Linked DNA regions of Homo sapiens: region 1 is linked to region 2. The links are chromatin contacts, found by Hi-C or POLR2A ChIA-PET in ENCODE. All regions are on one chromosome and are shown on one strand. The core of a region is the stretch at or near the end of the contact, and the rest is flanking DNA. Distances in the headings are between cores, read along the strand shown. Region 1 has its middle 51 kb from the start of CD226. Region 2 overlaps CD226 (CD226 molecule).

Evidence for each region. Hi-C counts contacts between places; a loop is a spot of excess contacts on that map. ChIA-PET counts read pairs that join two places held with the same protein, here RNA polymerase II (POLR2A). Pooled maps may share reads with other maps.
Region 1: POLR2A ChIA-PET joins it to region 2 with 25 read pairs in activated CD4-positive, alpha-beta T cell. The contact joins two enhancer-like sites. A Hi-C loop is called at or near these places in 4 of 37 single-sample maps with no recorded cell type and 5 of 50 pooled maps. POLR2A ChIA-PET finds 5 or more read pairs at or near these places in 3 of 52 experiments (activated CD4-positive, alpha-beta T cell and activated T-cell).

Annotation. Positions count from the first base shown.
Region 1 is chr18:69,997,239-70,000,537 of GRCh38, forward strand. No RefSeq gene overlaps it. Among named protein-coding and RNA genes, the nearest start is that of CD226, 51 kb to the left of the region's middle. Within about 2 kb of position 1,663, at least 2 of the 41 ENCODE cell types and tissues checked have a DNase peak (open chromatin) inside an H3K27ac peak, as active enhancers do.
Region 2 is chr18:69,896,210-69,899,547 of GRCh38, forward strand. All of the region lies in intron 2 of CD226 (CD226 molecule), which reads right to left. Among named protein-coding and RNA genes, the nearest start is that of CD226, 50 kb to the right of the region's middle. Within about 2 kb of position 1,647, at least 4 of the 41 ENCODE cell types and tissues checked have a DNase peak (open chromatin) inside an H3K27ac peak, as active enhancers do.

The sequences.
Region 1 (3,299 bases), core at 413-2,912, 100 kb after region 2:
TTAAAATCTAAAAGAGTTGTGGAAACTCAGAGTAAACCATTCCTTCCCAGGTGGGGAATCTGACACAGCTTCATGGGAGAGTTGTGGAAACTCAGAGTGAACCATTTCTTCCCAGGTGGGGAATCTGACACAGCTTCATGGGAGAGGTGACATTTTGGCCTTTTACAACAGGCAGAAAAATGTAAATGTGAAAGTGGGTGGAGGTGCACTCTGGGGGAGGAAAGTTGAAGAATTAAAGAGGTAGGAGAAGAACAGGCATAGGATGAGCAAGCCAGAGAATCTGAAGAGGGCATGAGGGTAAAAGGTGAGTTGAGAACAACGTCCAGGCAAGTACACATATCCTCGGGAAAACTTTGTTCTAACAATAGGGAGCCAGGCAAAGGAGTAACCACGAAAACAAACAAAAGGCAGTTCAAAGTTTGAAGAAATCTCAAAAGGTCATAGAATGGCATAGCCTCTCTTACTTGGCCACCACAGAACAGATTTGCTCAGATTAAAGAATTCTCTCCATTCTCCCAACAAAACATCCTGGCTGATGCCAGAGCACATGAGCAGGGGAGGGACAAAGTGGGTGGGCATTAGTGCCACTCTCTCTGGCTTCCCTTAGGTGAGTTTCATGCTTACGGAGATTTGGCTGTGCTTGTTCCCACACCATTTACATCACTTAGACTTGTTATTGGAATTACAGAATTTGGTGAAATATTAATGACAAGTGATCAGAAAAATAATTGTTACTGTAAGAACTAAGTTGAATGTTTTGCAAATAATTGGTAACAAGGAGTCACTTAAAAATTGCTATTGAATCTGGTGTGGCAAGTCAACTACAAAATAAAGTAAAAAATGGTAGAAATCTGGAAGAATTCTTAAAGGAAAGAAAAAGATCTGGAAGAGGTTAGTTTGGGTTGCTTTAATATGTGCCTTAGTATTTGCTCCACTTTCAGAAACTGAAACTGGAAATTGTCCAAATGCATTAGGTGTGATTTATGATAAAAAAAAAACAGTATTAACACCAATAAGGGAACTATACTCTAAAAATGCCTCAGCCCTTAATCAAAAGTTTGTGGAATGAATATATATTTACATACATAAAATATATATATTTAGATACATATATATGTATGTAATATATATGTAGATACATATATGTAATATATATTTACATACATAAAATAAAATGTTAAAGGTACATATTTAAAATGTTGCAATTAATTTTATTTTTCAATTAGCCAGTTTTAAATTACTGTCTGTGAAAATGCTGGCAATCTGTTCACATCAACCATTCTATTTCCCAGCCTCATTTCTCCCTGAGGAGAAGGTGGATCCTGACAGCTGATGGCTGCATTTCATAGGCATAAACTCCACAGAAGGCATTTGGCTTTACACTGGAAAGGCATCTGACTTCTTTCTCTGACACTAATATTTTTAGCTCTGAATGCAGCTAGAACTAATCACAAAGTCTAAATGCAGACTGAATAAATTCAATAAGCATCTAATCTTATTTACTTGGGAAGATAATCCTTTTTTTTTTTTTACCCCTAATTACATCAGTTTTCTCTCAAATCAAGAACATTGGTGGACACTGGTGGTTGCTGAACCAAACACCACCTCCCCTTCTCTATTAGCAGTGGCCTGTGCTACTGGATCTGGCAATGTGCCCAAATGAGGGACAACAATTCTTGGCCTCTCTTGAAGCTTTGAGTGACCATGTGCTGTTCTGTCTGAGATGTGAGCTCTAGTTATTGGACCTGTCTTTTGGGAAGGCTCCTTAAAGGGAAACACAGCTGAGGAAGTCCTTTTCCAGCCTTTCTCCTTCCTGATGTCCATGAGGTAACTTCCTAAAGGAAACGTGCAAAGACAGAGAGAGCAGAAAAGCAGGCAGTTGAGTCCCTGAGGACACTGTTAGCTATAGACTGCCCATGTGTGCATTTCCTGGGATGCAAACAACAACAACAAAAAACAATAAAAATAAAAAGAAACTCCTCTCTTAGTGAAGCCATTATTATTTTGGAGTTTCTCCTCAGTGAAATGTGGCTATTCCTAGCAGATACAGAATATAACTTTAAACCAGGTATTATACCCATAAACTGATTCTTTGCAATCTGATCTTTATGAATATGACCAGAAAACAATTAAAAACAGTAAGTTCCCATTTTATAATCTGTTTACTTCCATGGTAAGCCAAAGAAAGAATGTTCCAATAAACTGTTTGAAGAAACAATGATTTCAGAATTTACACAGAACTGCAAGCAATCTGCTACCAGACTACCAAGTATCGCTGCCCAGAAGAACCCAAGTGGGTGCAGATACTCCAAAGGCACAAGCATTGGCAGAGGCCAAAGTGAGGTAAGGATGCCACTGAAAAGTAGAAATGTGTCAAAGAACATTACCTTGGAGTCTGTACTAAAACACTTTTTTTTTTTTTTAGCTTTCACGCAAAATTAGTTAAAAAGAAATTTATTGAATGTTACCATATGGGTATTTTGTAAAACATGGATTTAAAGATTTTTTTCTGAAGCAGATTCCTCCAATGTGGAAGGAGCAAACAAAATGCAAAAACGAACGTTGTTGGAAACATTTAAAGTAGGATCACACTGAGCTCCTTCTGTGTTGCTGCCAAACCTCAGACTCCCGGGGTCTTGGCATAGCCTTTCGTACATCTGAGCCTTGAGGCCCGGCGAAGTCCCACACAGCCCTAGGTGCGGGACTTGAGTTGTATAAGGAAACTTGAGTTGTAAAAGAATTTCCTAAGAGAAATTTTAAGTTAGGAAGAATAAACTCTACGTTCCCCAAAACTAAGTTTCCTAATTGACCAAAGCAATAGCATTTTATCATCCATGCCCCTTAGTCTTTGGATAATGATCAATGGGAAGAAAAAAAAAATAGCTACTCCCAAATTGAAGGATTTTTTTTTTAAGCTAAGATTTTGTTTTGGTTACTAAGGTTATAATTTTTTAATCTTCCATTTACACAAGTCAGATGGAAAAAGAGCAAAATTTTGCCAACTGACACTCAATCAAGACAACATGACAAGCAGAACAAAATGTGCACACCCCAGGTGTATATAATGCCTGTATGCAGTGCTTTGTGAGACTCGGGTTCTCAATGGTGCCTTGCCAAGTGTCTGGGCAATCAGTCATCCCAGGACTGTGGACATGCACTCCACCAAGAACCAACAATCCTTTTGGGATGCTGGAACCTTAGTTGTCACAGCCCAACTCACTTTCCAGCACATCCCCTCCCAGAGGGGAGGAAAGTTTGCAAGGACACAAAAGATTTGAAGTTTTTGCTTAAACAGATGT
Region 2 (3,338 bases), core at 397-2,896:
CTTGCTCTGTCACCCAGACTAGAGTGCAGTGGTGTGATCTCGGCTCAATGCAACCTCCACCTCCCAGGTTCACGCCATTCTCCTGCCTCAGCCTCCTGAGTAGCTGGGACTATAGGCGCCCGCCACCGCGCCCGGCTAATTTTTTGTATTTTTAGTAGAGACGGGCTTTCACCGTGTTAGCCAGGATGGTCTCAATCTCCTGACCTTGTGATCCGCCCACCTCGGCCTCCCAAAGTGCTGGGATTACAGGCATGAGCCACCGCACCCAGTTGTGAATGACACATTCTTGTAAGAGAAAGGGTTTTTTTTGTTTTTTGTTTTTTGTTTTTAAGTCCGGGAGATAAATAGAAAAGAGGATATGATTGTTCACACATAGTTCCATAAGTGTTACTTGGTTAACCATGTAGTGAGAAACACAGCCAAAACCCCTGGTGCTTTTCTTGGTATCATATCAAGAGGCTGAATTTTACAAAGAGACTGTTAGGCAATAATGCTGGGCTGGTGTCTCTGACACTGACCTACAGTATCAAATGTTCAGGTTATAATCATTCTGGCTAAGATTCTGACAGTTATGAAAAAGATACCAAATCATTCTCACTGAATATACACATGATCTCATTCTTCAGATATACAGGGTTGTCTTACACATGGGTAGAGTAGGGCCCCACATGTGGTATCAATTCTTGATACCATGAAAGTCCAGTATTCTCCCACCTTCCTCACACCATTTCTGGAATTCCTACCATAAAGTACTCAGTAATTGTCACTAAATATCTAAGTCCATGGTCCTTAGAGTGTGTTTGGGGGCCCTGGGCATCTCTGTGTCCCTTTAGGGGATATGCCAGTTCAAATCTATTTTCCTAGTGATATTGAGAGGAAATTCCCCCTCTTCACTCCAGTTCTCTCACAGGTATACAGTAGATATTTCCAGAGGCTCTGCCAGCTAGTGGTATGCATGCTTGAAAATTCTTGTGTTTTAAATTTTGCTCAATATTGATTTCTAATACAGTAAACATGACAGATATAGCGTACATAAACAAACACTCCCTGAGGGCCTTCAGTAATTTTTAAAATAGCATAAAGGGGTCTTGAGACCAAAAAGTTTGGGAACCCGATCTAAAGAATAAACTGTGGTAACTCTTTCTTAAAATTAAGATAACCCAGCAAGGTAACAAGTGGATCTATTTATTAGTGATGAACACCTTCTTTCTTCTGATGGCATCACTAATGCCAACAAATCCTGACCTGCTATTTCAGTAGAGTGAGGCCTGGGCAGTAATGATGTCACAAAACTCTCTGGCACTAAGGGAGAAATGCAAAAAGTGGGAAGTCATCTGTCACTTCAACTATGTGACAGTTTCACTCAGGACTGGCCCAGGAGCCATTGTCTTGGCATACAAACAAAAGAAAAAAGAAATAGAGAAAGAGAGAAAGGAAGGAGGGAAGGAGAAAAAGAAGAGAGAAAAAGAAAAAAGGAGGGAGGAAGAAAAAAGGAAGGAAAGGAGACAGAGAAACAAAAGAGATGTCACATTTCGAAAGAGAGAATGAAAGCAAGTCTAAAGTGCAGTAAGATTTGCCATCTATTGAACTAGAATATCATGGCTACGATAGTTTCAGCCGCACCAAAAACTAGCTTCTCATCTTCAGCATGCGGTTCCATGTGTCAAAATGTTGTAAAAAGAAAACCACAGCACTCCAGCTTTCTCCTCTGTACAACCGTTTACCAAAGGTAGCACTTTACCCACATAACACACACCCGGAAAACATTTCGTCTCTAAGTAATAAAGCAACACAAGAAAAGGGGAAGAAAGAAAAGCAAAGGAAGAAAATTCATTAAAAAAGGGAAAAAAGGAAATAAAAGCTTAAAAGAAACAAAAGGAAAATTAAAATAAAAATTAAAACAGGGAAAGGAAGACGTGAGAAAAGAAGGAAATGCGTGACAACATAAAATCAGATGCTAGCACACCATGTGGAGAAATGAAAGAACATAAAAGAAATGAAAAAAAGGAGGAGAAATCGACTTTCATGTGAGCCCTTCTGGTCCCTGGGAAGTAAGAGGCAGCGTGAATGCGTGTCCTCAGTGCTCACACGCACAACTGTTTTGTGTTTTTCTTCTTCTTCTCTCTGGATGCCGCCCCGTCCAATCTCAGGAGTTTCCTTTGTCTGCCTATCTAACCAAAACCATGCTGTCAGGCCCCCGTGAACCTGCCGACTCAGGTAGAAACAGGGGTCTACTCATAGCCGTGTCTGCATTTTCACAAAGGACAATGCAGGAAGCAATGGGGAAAATCCTAGAGGGGATGCAGCTGTCTTTGGGGAGCAAAGTGCAGGGAGGTTACAGCAGAGGCTCCATGTGAGGACCTAGACCCGCCTCTCAATAGACTCAGCCTGGAGGTGAAAGAAGTGGTTCCCAACCCTAGAGCCAGGTGGTTCAGAAGCTCAGAGTAGCCCCTGATTAACCTTTCCTGACAAACAGAGTAACTGATTGGTGTTAGATGAAAATCAAGACCTATTACGAGGTCGGCCAAACCTGCCTTGCCTCAGATATTGCTTGTGGCTTCTCAGACCACAGGCTCTTCCTGCAAAGCTCAGTGGAAGGCAGCTCAAAATGACCTTGAAAAGAACTGCCAGAAAGAGCCCACACAAACAAGAGAACCGTGGGATCCTGATGAACTTGGAATTGGAAAGTGGATTCACGTGAAACAGACCAAAATGTCGTAGTTAATTGGGAAGAAAAAAATTTGATTTCAATAAAACAAATACAAATAATGAAAACCAGCTTATACTTATATGTAGCTACGTATTAATACTTAGAATAAACATTGAATAGACTGTGTTGTTTTCCCATGATTTTTATTGCAGGATATCATGATTAAATATTCTCTATTTTGTATGTGGCTTCTCTGGCTTGACCACAAATCATCCTTGGAAATTATTTCAGTGCTTCATCACTTTTCCAACCACTGCTCATGTCCTGGGTACCCCAAACATTGCTGGGTACATCTTCACATCATGCCACTGCCCCTGCCCACTAGCGCCTCCCTGGCTACTGACCTGTCCTCCTCACCATCCTCACTGGTCAACAGTTCTGCATATGCAGTTTGAGCAGCTCTGCAAAATCCTTCACCCACTTCACAAAACCCTGAGTCATTTTACTGTCAGCTTCGTAAACCCAAGCCTCTGTATAGCTAGACCATTTTACACTGCTCTGTACTTAGCACCTAGAACCATGCTTGGCATAAAGTAGAGAAGTCAATCAATATTTTTTGGATAAAAAATTTGCCAACCTAAAGAATGGGAGGAAATATTTGCAAACTATGCATCTGACAAAGGTCTAA